Regions from separate parts of the Mus musculus genome. Here region 2 is linked to region 1. A link is a contact called in ENCODE Hi-C data. All regions are on one chromosome and are shown on one strand. The core of a region is the stretch at or near the end of the contact, and the rest is flanking DNA. Distances in the headings are between cores, read along the strand shown.

The links. A loop is a pair of places that touch in the nucleus more often than their neighbours do.
Region 2: a map of Patski shows a loop between it and region 1 (2.9-fold over the local background). The contact joins the promoter of Klk1b3 here to the promoter of Klk1b22 in region 1. A Hi-C loop is called at or near these places in 4 of 37 maps with a recorded cell type or tissue (CH12.LX, Patski, T-helper 17 cell and 1 more).

Annotation. Positions count from the first base shown.
Region 1 is chr7:44,108,793-44,115,522 of GRCm38, forward strand. It overlaps Klk1b22 (kallikrein 1-related peptidase b22), which reads left to right and starts at 3,881. Exons shown (of 5, transcript NM_010114.2): 1 at 3,881-3,955; 2 at 5,904-6,063. The coding sequence starts at 3,910.
Region 2 is chr7:44,195,451-44,202,180 of GRCm38, forward strand. Klk1b3 (kallikrein 1-related peptidase b3) reads left to right here and starts at 2,741. Exons shown (of 5, transcript NM_008693.2): 1 at 2,741-2,842; 2 at 4,789-4,948; 3 at 5,802-6,088; 4 at 6,188-6,324; 5 at 6,700-6,730. The coding sequence starts at 2,797.

The DNA of each region.
Region 1 (6,730 bases), core at 2,631-5,130:
TGAGCCATTTACAGACGCATAGATCTTATCTGTCTTTAAATAAAATGTAAAAGCAGTTGAGGGGTCTTGGTGTTGTGTCTTAGTTGGCAGAATGCTTGTCTAGCTGTGAGCATCCTGCATTTCATCCTCAGCACTGAGCTGAGTCTGCAGCACATGCCTGTGATCCCTGCACTTGGGACGAGGATCAGAAAATCATGGCTGTCCACAGATACACACTGAGCTGGAGGCCAGCCTGGGCTACATAGGCCTGTCACAAACAAGGCAGAGGAAGGGAATGTAGCAGTCTAGAATCCATCCCACAATGAGGAGCAGGAAATAGTTCAGAGGTACAGGACCTGCCTAGAGTCCACCAATGAGGGTCTTCTGGGGGTGTAGCTTAGTGATAGAGACCCTGTGGCCTTTGTGTGTAAGGTTCAGGGTTTTGCCTTCAGCAACACCCTCCCACACACACACACACAAAAAAGAAAAAACAGAAAAGAAAACATCTTCAGTCACATTACTAAAATCACTACCTAGAAATTCAAAAATAACTCTACTGCCACTCATAGAGTTACCCATCATCAATGATGCACCCACTGTGAGCCCTAACCTACTCCCCCAGAAAGCATCATGAGAGAGAGCCAGTGCAACCCCACAGTCACCTTTACCACCCAATGGAAGGAAACCCAGTCTATATATTCACTGACCAGTGAATTGTCCCACATTGGCACACTTATGCCCCCTGAAGCCAATCCAGAGGCCAATGAAGACATTGTATGCAGGGGGCACATATGTAATCCACACATCCATTACCCTGAACACTAAGAAATTTCCCAGGAAGATGGACCTCTGGGACCAGACACGTTGGACAAATTTTCAGTCTTCTTCCCAGGAACAGAGCCGGTCAGCTGGAAAGGGAGAAGGTTCTGCGGACCTGGTATGCTTCTCCACCTACAAACCTTCATCCTCTTCCTCCTTTCATTTTTCCCCCTCTCCTCTACAACCATTTCCCTGTGGAGTCTGTTTGAACCTCATCTCCAACACCACTTCAACTCTTTCCATTCTTATGCACTGTCCTCTTCTGATGCACTACACATACATAAAAGATTGAGTGCATGAAAAAACTCACAAGTGGATGAATGCGTGCTTCCTCTCTTGTCCTTTAGAGCAAAGAACAGTGGAGTTTTCAGAAAAACTTGGGCACAGAGGCCAAGGACTCAGAGGAGAACTAGGGGCCCAATTGATCACCAGCTCCTCACTTACCCTGGATTAGGGCTAGCCTGACCTTCTTGGAGCTTGCAGGGAACACATGCATACACCCAGGTCAAACATGCTAACTGCCATGAGAGCTGAAATAGTCTAGATGCTCAACGAGAGGGGATGGGTCTGAAACCTGCAACAGTAAGTAGGTGTCAAAGGCTGGGTATTTCCCCTTCTCTGTACCAGAACCCATGCTGACTTCTTGATGTTTTAACGTTTGAGACAAAGTCTCCCTGTGTAGTTTCACTGGCCTGAGTACACTATGTGCACAGTCTAACCTGGACCTCACCAAGATCCACCAGCCTCTAACTCCTAAGTTCTGGGATCAAAGGTGTGCACCAAAATAGCAGCTGCCAAGCTGAACCCTTAATGAGGCTCCTGGAGGGAAGGGACATTTTCTGGTTGCTGTTTCTTGAGAAAGGGTCTCACATGGCCCAGGCTTGGCTCTACTCAACATGTAGCTCAGGATCTAGGAAATGAGGAAGGGAAAAGTTATAGTGACCCCAACATTGATCAGGGTGGGTGACTCTAAGCTGAAATAACCTGAGTTTTCATACTTTTGAATAAAAGAGTGATCAGGCCATAGTAATGTACACCATAACTTCTATTTATTATATTTTATTGGTTTGTTTTGAGACAGCTCTATATATAATCCTGGCTGTCTTGAAAGGCACTATGTAGACTAGGATGGTCTACATCACAGAATACTAGAGCCTAAAATCACACAGATCCACCTGGCTCTGGCTTCCAAGTGCTGGTATTGAAGGTGTGCACCACTATACCCAGGTCCCAAACTTCCTTTTTTTAATTGGATATTTTCTTCATTTACATTTCAAATGCTTTCCCAAAAGTCTCCTATTCACTCCCCCCTGCCCTGCTCCCCTACCCACTCACTCCCACTTCTTGGCCCTCGCTTTCCCCTGTACTGGGGCATATAAGGTTTGTAAGACCAAGGGTCCTCTCTTCCCAATGATGGCCAACTAGGCCATCTTCTGCTATATATGCAGCTAGAGACACGCATTCTGGGGGTACTGATTAGTTCATATTGTTGTTCTACCTATAGGGATGCAGACCCATTCAACTCCTTGGGTACTTTCTCTAGTTCCTTCATTGGGGGCCCTGTGTTCTATCCAATGATGACTGTGAGCATCCACTTCTTTATTTGCCAGGCACTGGCAAAGCCTCATAGGAGACAGCTATATCAGGGTCTTTTCAGCAAAATCTTGCTGGCGTATGTAATAGTGTCTGTGTTTGGTGGCTGATTATGGGATGGACACCCAGGTGGGACAGTCTCTGGATGGTCCATCCTTTCTTCTTAGCTCTAAACTTTGTCTCTGCAACTCCTTCCATGGATATTTTATTCCCTATTCTAGGGAGGAATGAAGTATCCATGAGTTGGTCTATCTTCCTGATTTTCTTGTGTTTTGGAAGTTGTATCTTGGGTATTTTAGGTTTCTGGGCTAATATCCACTTATTGGTGAGTGCATATCTAGTGACTTCTTTTGTGATTGGGTTACCTCACTCAGGATGATATCCTCCAGATACATCCATTTGCCCAAGAATTTCATAAATTCATTGTTTTTAATAGCTGAGTAGTACTCCATTGTGTAAATGCATCACATTTTCTGTATCCATTTCCTCTGTTGAGGGACATATGGGTTCTTTCCACCTTCTGGCTATTATAAAAAGGGCTGCTATGAACATAGTATAACATGTATCCTTATTACCAGTTGGAACATCTTCTGGGTATATGCCCAGGAGAGGTATTGCTGGATCTACCAGTAGTGTCCAGTTTTCTGAGGAACCTCCAGACTGATTTCCAGAGTGGTTGTATAAGCTTGCAAACCCACCAGCAATGGAGGAGTGTTCCTCTTTCTCCACATCCTCGCCAGCATCTGCTGTCACCAGAATTTTTGATCCTAGCCATTCTGACTGGTGTAAGGTGGAATCTCAGGGTTGTTTTGATTTGCATTTCCCTGATGATTAAGTATGCTCAACATTTTTTCAAGTACTTCTCAGTCTTTCAGTATTCCTTGATTGAGAATTCTTTGTTTAGCAATTTTTAATGAGGTTATTTGAATTTCTGGAATTCAGCTCCTAATAGGAAAAGTAAAATCAGTGATCCAACTTCCAAGTCCAAAATGAAGCATTTTGGCATTCTCCAAGGAAGGATTTGTATCTACAGGGAGCTTGCAGCCCTCTAGGCTACCACTTGTGCAAAGACTCTGTTCTAACTGCAACTTTCTGGGATAATCTTGGACTTGAGGTACAGGACCTTCCTTAGAGGTGTGGGTTAGGCAGCACTCGCTCCACTACCCTCCGTTAACACCAATTCACCATTGCCACGACCTTGACATCTGGCTAAGGTCCCTGGAACACTAACAGCTCCAGAAACAAAAGTCCATGCCCCACCCGATTTTATCCTTGGGAAGGTATCCAGGGTGACCTAGGGCCTACTGGACATCAGGTGCAACAGGACCGCCCCTTACCACAGCAGGGAGGGTAAGTGCAGGGAATCCACCTCTGTCAGCAAGGGAAGAGCTTTGGTCAGCATTTGGCTGCCACAGGACAGGGGTGGGGCTGTGGGGGAGAATGAGGGTTTTTAAAGTCTCCCTGAGGAGCCTCCACAGCTCCAAGCTCACCTCCTGCAGCTCCTGGACACCTGTTACCATGAGGTTCCTGATCCTGTTCCTAACCCTGTCCCTAGGAGGGATTGGTGAGATACGGGAAGGGGAGGGGTCACAGCCCTGACTCTCCTGATGCTATTGGCCCTGGCCATACCTTTTCCCTCTCCCCTGAACCCAGCTACATCATGAGCACCACCTGCTCCTCCTCCTCCTCTGCCTTATGCAGTGATCGGACCTTCACAGTCCTTGCTCCCAGGAAAGACCCCTGTCCACTCCCACTTTCCAGAACTATCTCCTTTTTCTCAACACCTGACCGTCTCTGGGCTTCTCCAGTCTTTCTATGGAACCCACCCTCTTTCTAAACTTAGGACCTCAAATTTCCCTACAGTTCATTGTTTTTCCTACAGCCTCATAGCCCAAACCCTGAGTCAGAGGCTTGCCTAATCCCACACTAGAGCCTTAGGCTGTCCAGCAGCTGCCAGCCTTCAGATATGTTTTCCACATCCTGACAACTGGTGCCCCATCTTCCCAAGATGTTCAGTTTCTACCAAAACTCCCTCTACTCAAATTGGCTTGTAAGGTCAGATGGGTTCCCCCTCCATTTCTGGTGTGGAGAGAATGCCCGGGTCACTTCTCACTAGCTTTTTTATTTAGTCTCATTTTTGGACAAGGGGTCAATTGGCAGACACAAGGCTTGGACAACAAGTATCTTCCTCAATCACTCACAACATTGGCAGGGGCTCTCACTGAATGGAGACTTCTGTTTAGGCTAAGATGACTGTTCTACAAAACTCAAGGGAATCCTCCTGATTCCACCTACCCAGCTCTGGGGTTACAGGCACACAGCATCACACCTGACTCTTTTCCTGGGATCTGCAAGGTTCAGCTAAGGTCCTAATGCTTGCATGGCCAATCCTGTAGCAGCCAAGCCATCGCTTGCCCAGCTCTTGGGAATAAGTTCTGAGTTAGTGTCTCATGATGTAGCCCAGGCTTGTCTTCATCCCTGGCAATCCCTCTGCCTCAGCCTGCTGTGTACTTAGGTTACAGAGAAGTGCAGCTATGCATGGCTTGCCAAGATTTCCTCTGTTCCCAATGTTATGCCTTGGCCTGCTCTTCCCTCTCATATCTCCCTCCCTGTGCTGCAGGCTCCTGTCCCATCTCATCAGAGCCCCAATGCACAGCTCGAGTTCCCACTCTCTACAGGACACCCCAAAGACCCCAATGCCTAACCCTAGTACCTCACATCAGCTGGCTCCTCCTCTCTGCCTCACAGTGGCCTGTCTTGATCTAACTATGTTTCCACTTCTGTCCAGAGGCTTTAATTCCTTTTCCACTCCTGTCCTGGGGCTGCCTAAGAGAACCCTGAGCCTCTCCAATACCCAGATGATTTGCCCACCTCCACAGGAGCAGAGCCTTTTCCTCACAGACCCCCAGAATTTCCTTCTCTCACTGCTTGTCCCATATCAAACTCCTTTCTGAGGGAGCCCCACCCCTCTTGATGTCATTTCCACTGCAGACCCAAACAGCAGTCAACGCACTAGCCTTGACCCTGCTCCTTTTACCTGGGATTCTTCAATCTCTCCAACCCAGCTGCCACCTCATGCCCAATCAACGAAACCCAAAATAAACCCCAAGCTCCCTTTCCTGGATTCATTTATTCATTCAAATCTAATTTTCTGACACCTCACCTTCCAGAATTCCCAAAACCCAGCCAAGGCCAAGACTTCTTCTCAAGCCTTGGAGACTTTAAATTCCATATTAAAGGATTTCATTCTCATTCGACTAAGAATGAAGCTTCTTTGCCATCCCTTCACCTAAAATTCTAAAGTGCTCTGACACTATACCCGATTCCTCATTCAAGAGTTCTTCCTGTACCCACAGCATACATCTCCCTATGCAGGACCAGCCATATATATTGGTCCCTACTCCAGATCCCCTGGCCATGTCCCCAGATCCCAGCCCTGCTTAGCTGTGTCCCCCAATGGTACACCTCCTTACATGTGCCAAATCTCCCCTTCCCCATTGCGCCTGTTGCAGATGCTGCACCTCCTGTCCAGTCTCGAATACTTGGAGGATTTAAATGTGAGAAGAATTCCCAACCCTGGCAGGTGGCTGTGTACTACTTAGATGAGTACCTATGCGGGGGAGTCCTGTTGGACCGCAACTGGGTTCTCACAGCTGCCCACTGCTATGAAGAGTAAGTAAAGGTGGAGACAGGAAAGCAAGATGGCAGCCAGAGATCATGACTCCAGGACAGGCTGGGGTACTGAAGGGCAGGGGAGTGGGACTGGCTGAAACTATCCATGACCTCCTGGGTCTCTCTTTACTCCATCCTCCAGGTTTGTGTTCAGAGTCCTGTTTCTTTTTTTTTTTCTCTCTTATTATCTGTCTCTCTCCTGTCTGTATTCACATATGAGTGTCTCCGTGGCCATCTGTCACTGTGTATCTCTGCCTTGGGACACTGGGCACAAACTTTCTGGTTCTGGGTCTCATGTGTCCTCTTATATCACTACTGACCATAGTGGGGACCAGGCCTAAAGGGCCCCTGAGGATAGAGAGTGCTGTCCCTGAGGGTAGGCTGTGAGAGAAGTCCTCACTCTCCTCAGAGCAGCTCTGCCTTTAGGACCTTCTGTCCACTCTGAGGACACACAGAGAAGAGCTGGTCAGGACTGGAGCTGGGTGAGGTAACTGAGTACAGAGAGAGCTGGATGCTGGGGAGGGAGGGGAGGGCTCAGACCTTGGGCTGCAGGCCAGGCCTTACCTGCTGGGGAAGTTCAGCCCTGTCCTAGCTGCACCTGAGCAGATTTTAGGCCTACCCTTTCTACCCTTGTCTTCTGTTCCTGTATTTGCTCTCTCTGCCTCTC
Region 2 (6,730 bases), core at 1,491-3,990, 86 kb after region 1:
CCTTTTCCACCCAATTGAAGGAACCCCAGTCTATATATTCACTGACCAGTGAATTGTCCCACATTGGCACACTTATGCTCCCTGAAGTTAATCCAATGAAGCCAGTGTATGCACGGTGCACATAGGGAATCTGCGCATCCATTACATTGAACACCAACAAAATTGCCAGGAAGATGTAACTTTGAGACTAGCCATGTAGAACAAAATTTTAGCCCTCCACCCAGGAACAGAGCAGGTCAGCTGGGGAGGGAGAAGGTTCTCGGGACCTGGATCATTTCTCCACTCTCTGTCAAGGCATGCAAACCTTCATCCTCTTCCTCATTTCCATTTCCCCCTCTCATCTACAACCAGTTCCCTGGGGAAGCTTTTTGCAGACCATCTCCAGCAACACTTCTACTCTTTCAGTTCTCATGCACTGGCCGCTTCTGATGTAGTACACCTATCTCACACTCCAGTGCTATGCACACTCCAGTGAAAGTCTGCTTGACAGGCCAAGAGGCCTGGAAGCACTCACAAGGCAAAGAGTTTCAAGGAAACTCAACTTCCTGGAACCCTGGCATTCTTATAACCCGTATACTCATACCATATCCCCGCGTTAGTGTGGTATATGGATCCACGTGCTCTCTTTTAGTATTCTTTTATTATAAGTGCCTTTAAAGATTGAATTCTGACATAGCTAAACGGAGCTGGAATAGCTCAAGTCTGGTCTGCAGAGTGATTACTTAGGACAGTAGCCAGTCTCACCCAAACAAGGGAATACACAATGGCCTAGCAAACAGGTAGGTTTACCATGAAAGAGTTAGGGAATCCCCCTGAGACAGGTTTCTTCACTAGTCCAAAAGAAACAGCATAATCAGGCATTTACTAAGAACCCCTGGTGTTGGGCTTAACAATAGACTAGCATTACACCTGGCTCCCTTCTTAGTGGCAGTGGCCTGGTCCCCTCCTTCTTTTGATGTATACATTCCTGTTGTATTGTATCACTGTAACTCGGTGGATGAATCTCGCCTGGTTTCTTGTCACTCTTCTATATAAAAAGTATGATCTCGACTTGAAAAATTACAGTCAGATTGTACACAATCTCTCGTGTTGATCTATCTGTCATTCATTTGCCGACTCCTTGTCCACCTGCAACCAGAGATCCATTCTATGCAGATAGGGACCAAAAGGTTCTGCTGCACTCCAGCATGATTATGTATCCTTGACGACATACATAAAAGATGGAGTGCATGAATGAACTCACAAGTGGATGAATGCATGGTTCCTCTCTCATACTTTAGAGCAAAGAACAGTGTAGTTTTCAGAAGAACTTGGACACAGAGGCCAAGGACTCAGAGGAGAACTAGGTGGCCAATTGATCACCAGCCCCTCAGTTGCCCATATTAGGACTAGCTTGCCCATATTGGAGCTTACAGGACACACATGCATACACCCAGGTAAAATGTGCTAACTACCATGAGAACTGAAATAGTCTAAATGCTCAATGAGAGGGGATTGGTGTGAAACCTGCAACAGTAACTAAGTGTATAAAGCTAGGTATTTCTCCTTCTCTGTACCAGAACCCATGCTGAATTCTTGATGTTTTAACTTTTGAGACAAAGTCTCCCTATGTTGTTTCACTAGCCAGAATACACTATGTGTACCAGTCTAACCTGGAACTCACAAAGATCCACCAGCCCCTAACACCTAAGTTCTGGGATCAAAGTTATGCACAAAAATATGTAGCCACCAAGCTTAACCCTGAAGCTTCTGGAGGCAAGTGACATTTTCTGTTTGCTGTTTCTTGAGAAAGGGTCTCAAATAAGCCGGGCTGCTCTACTCTCAAAATGTAGCTCAGGATCTAGGAAATGAGGAAGAGAAAGGTCATTGTTATCCCAAAACGGTTCAGGGTGGGTGACACTCCACTGGAATAACCTGAATTTTCATACTTTTGAATAAAAGAGTTGCACCTGCTGTCCTGTAGGCCCTAGGTCATCCTGGATATCTTCCCAGGGATGCGGGTAATGTGTAATCAAGCAATGGTAATGTGTACCATAACTTCTACTCATTATATTTTTGGGGGGTTGTTTTGAGAAAGCTCTACATATTACCCTGACTGTCTTGAAAGTCACTATGTAGATAGATTGGTCTACATCACAGAATACTAGAGCCTAAAATCACACAGATCCACTTGGCTCTGGCTTCAAAATGCTGGTATTAAAGGTGTGAACCACTACACCCAGCTCCCAAACTTCTCATAGGAACAATAAAACCAGTGATCCAGGGTTCCAAGTCCAGAAAAGCAAGCATTTTGACATTCCAAAAAAATGGTTTGTATCTACAGGGAACTAGAACCCATTTTGGCTATCACTGGTGAAAAGATTTTGTTCTAACTGCAACTTTCTGAGAATAATCTAGGTATTGAGGTACAGGAACTTCCTTAGAGCTGTGGGTTGGGCATCACTTGCTCCTCTGCCTTTCAACCCAACTCAACATTGCCCCTGACCTTGTCACCTGGCTAAGTTCCCCAGAACTCGAACAGCTCCAGAAACAGCAGGACCTACCCCACCCAATCGCATCCCTGGGAAGATATCCAGGATGACCTAAGGCCTACAGGACAGCAGGTGCAACGAGGCCCTCCCCTCCCACAGCCAGGAGGGTGCAAGAAGGAAGTACAACTCTGTCAGCAAGAACATAGCTTTGGTCAGCATCTGGGTGGCAACAGGACAGGGGAGGAGTATAAGGGTTTTTAAAGTCTCCCTGAGGTGCCTCAACAGCTCCAAGCTCACTGCCTGCAGCTCCTGGACACCTGTCACCATGTGGTTCCTGATCCTGTTCCTAGCCCTGTCCCTAGGAGGGATTGGTGAGATGAGGGAATGGGAGGGATCACAGCCCTGACTCTCCTGCTGCCTTTGGCCCTGGCCATCCCTTTCCCCTCTCTCCTCACCCCAGCTACATCATGAGCACCACCTGCTCCTCTCTGGCCCTGTACACTGCCAAGTCCCTCACAGTTCTTGCTCCCAGGACAGGCCCTTGTTCCCTCCCACTTTCCAGAACTTTCACCTCTTCCTTAGATAGCTGACCATCTCTGGGCTTCTCCAGTCTTTCTAAGGAACCCAACCTCTTACCGATCTTAGGACATCAGATGTCCCTAGAATTCATTGTTTTTCCTAGAGCCTCATAACACAGCCCCTGAATCAGGGATTGCCTAAATCTCACACTATTGTCACTGGCTATTCACCAGCTGCCATCTTTCAGCTGTGTTCTACACATGATGACAACTGGCCCCCCTCATCTTAGGTTGCCCAATTTCTACCAAAACTATCACTTCTCAAATTGGCTTGTGACAAAAGATGGGTTCCCTTTGTCCTGTGGGGAAAATGTGTATGAACCTTTCCAATGGCTTTTTGGGTTAGTCTGGTTTTGGAGAAGGAGTCAGGTGGTAGACGCCAGAAGTGGACATCAAGTGATCATCAATCACTCACCACCTAGGGCTGCGTCTCTCACTGTATGGAGTTCCTGTTAGGCTATGATGACTATGCAGCAAGCCTCAGGTGAAATCCTCCTGTTTCCACTTCCCCAGCTCTGGGGTTAAAGGCACACAGCATCACACCTGACTTTTTCCCTGGGTTCTGGAAGCTTCAGCACAGGTTCTAACGCTTACATGGCCAATCTTGTAGCAACAAAGCCATCTCCTGCCCAGCTCTTGAGAATAAGTTCTGAGTTAGTGTCTCATGATGTATCCCAGGCTTGACTTCAGTCAATGGCAATCCCTCTGCCTCAGCCTGCTGTGTACTGAGGTTACAGAGAAGTGTGGCTATGCATGGCTTGCCAAGATTTCCTCTGTTTCCAAATGCTGTGCCTTGGCCTGCTCTTCCCCCTCATGCCTCCCTTCCTGCGCAGCAGGCTCCTCTCTCCTCTCATCGGAGCCCCACTGCACAGCTCTAGTTCTAACTCTGTGCAGGACTCCCCAAATACCCCAATGCCTAACCCTAGTACCTCATATCAGCTGGGTCCTCCTCTCTGCCTCACAGTGGTCTGATGTGATCTAATTAAGTTTCCACTCCTGTCCAGAGGCTGCCTCTAAGAGAACCCTGAGCATCTCCAATACCCATATCATTTGTCCACCTCCACAGGAAGCAGAGCCTGTCTGTCACAGACCCTCAGAAATTCCAATTCTCACTGCTCGTCCCATCTCAAACTCCTTTATTAGGGAGCCCCACCCCTCTTAGATGTCATCTCCACCACAGACATGAACAGGAGCAGACACCCTAGCCTTAACCCTGCCCCTTTGATCTATAAACCTTCATTCTCTCCCATCCCAACTGGCCACTTCATACCCAATCCAAGAAAGCCCAAATCAACCCCAAGCTCCCTTTCCTGGATTCATTTATTCATTGAAATCGTTTCCTGAGACCTCACCCTTTCCAGAATTCCCAAAACCCAGACAAGGCTCTGACTTCTTCTCAAGCCTTGGAGACTCTAAATTCCAAATCAGAGGATTCTCATTGGAAAAATGAAATGAATCTCTCTCGCGCGCGCGCGCTCTCGCTCTCACTCTCTCTGTCTTTCTCTGTCTCTCTCATTGCCCTTCCAACCCTTGGTCCAAAACAATAAAGTGGCCTGACATTATACCCAATTCCTGATTGTAGAATTATTTCTGTCCCCACAGATCACCATATACAAGACCAGCCATATACAAGTCCTTTGCCTGGATCCCCTGACAATTTCCCCTGATTAACTGTGTCCTGCAACAGTAAACCTCAATATCTGTGCCAAACCTCCCCTCCCCCACTGCCCCTGTTGCAGATGCTGCACCTCCTGTCCAGTCTCGAATTGTTGGAGGATTTAAATGTGAGAAGAATTCCCAACCCTGGCATGTGGCTGTGTACCGATACACCCAATATTTATGCGGGGGTGTCCTGTTGGACCCCAACTGGGTTCTCACAGCTGCCCACTGCTATGACGAGTGAGTAAGGGTGGAAACAGGAAAGCAGGGTGGCAGCCAGAGAACATGACTCCAGGACAGGCTGGGGTACTAGAGGGCAGGCAGGTGGGACTGGCAGAAAATCTATCCATGATCTCTTTACTCCACCCTCCAGATTTGTGTACCAAGTCCCGTGTCTTGCCTTTCTGTCTTATTGTCTGTCTGTCTCCTATCTGAATCCACATCTGCGTGTCTCGGTGGTCATCTGTCACTGTGTGTATCTCCCTTGGGACTCTGACAACATCTGTCTGGGTCTGGATCTCATGTGTTGTCTTTTATCACTACTGACCATAGTGCGAACAAGACCCAAAGGGCCCTTGAGATTAGAAAGTGCTGTCCCTGAAGGTAGGCTGTGAGAGAAGTCCCCACTCTCCTCAGAGCAGCTCTGCCTTTAGGACCTTCTGTCTACTCTAGGACACACAGAGAAGGGCTGGTCAGAACTGGAGCTGGGTGAGGTAACTGAGTACAGAGAGAGCTGGATGCTGGGGAGGGAGGGGAGGGCTCAGACCTTGGGCTGCAGGCCAGGCCTTACCTGCTGGGGAAGTTCAGCCCTGTCCTAGCTGCACCTGAGCAGCTCTCAGGCCTGAACCACCTCCCTGCCCCCTCTTCTCCACATGTGTATGTGTATGTGTGTGTTTTCTCTCTCTCTCTCTCTCTCTCTCTCTCTCTCTCTCTCTCTCTCTCTCTCTCTCTCTCTCTTTCTCTCTGCCTTCCCGTGTTTCTGTCTTTGATTCTTTCTTCGGCCTCCATCCCTCCTCCCCCCTTTCCCCTGTACATTGCCCAATCTCTGTGGTTACCTCCTCTCACTACCTCCATCTCCTTCCATGCACTCTAGCAACTACAAGGTTTGGCTGGGCAAAAACAACCTATTCAAGGATGAACCATCTGCTCAGCACCGATTTGTCAGCAAAGCCATCCCTCACCCTGGCTTCAACATGAGCCTCATGAGGAAGCACATCCGATTCCTTGAGTATGACTACAGCAATGACCTGATGCTGCTCCGCCTCAGCAAGCCTGCTGACATCACAGATACTGTGAAGCCCATCACCCTGCCCACTGAGGAGCCCAAGCTGGGGAGCACATGCCTAGCCTCAGGCTGGGGCAGCATTACACCCACCAAATGTGAGTCTGGTCCAAGCAACATAGCTGGGTGAGGAGGAGGAGGAGCTGAAAGGACTGAGTGGGGCTCTGATCATCACCCTCTTTCCTCCTCATTCACAGTCCAATTCACAGATGATCTCTACTGTGTGAACCTCAAGCTCCTGCCTAATGAGGACTGTGCCAAAGCCCACATAGAGAAGGTGACAGATGCCATGCTGTGTGCAGGAGAGATGGATGGAGGCAAAGACACTTGCAAGGTGAGACAGCCCCTCCTTACAGTGAGGTGAAGGGCTGAAAGAGGGAACTGAAGTTCTTGGTTCCCACTTCAACAGTCTGACTAGGCAGGTGTGTTACATCCTTCCCTATGGAAGGGATGAGCCCTGAGAGGGGAGGATCCTGTAGCTGGTACTATTTCTTCCCTGTGACTTGTCTTAGGGGACGATTCTGTGAGCCCCTCACCACGACCCAATGTCCTTGTAAGATCTGGGCTCCCAAGAGCTGTATTCCCTCACCTATTGAACAGAGCTGCCTCTTAGAATCCCTGTATTCCTCCCTTGAGAGTCAGTTTCAGGTTGTCAAGTAAAACCCAACTGAAAGGTCCTTTCTTACTCCTGTCCCTGTCTTTCCTTCAGGGTGACTCAGGAGGCCCACTGATCTGTGATG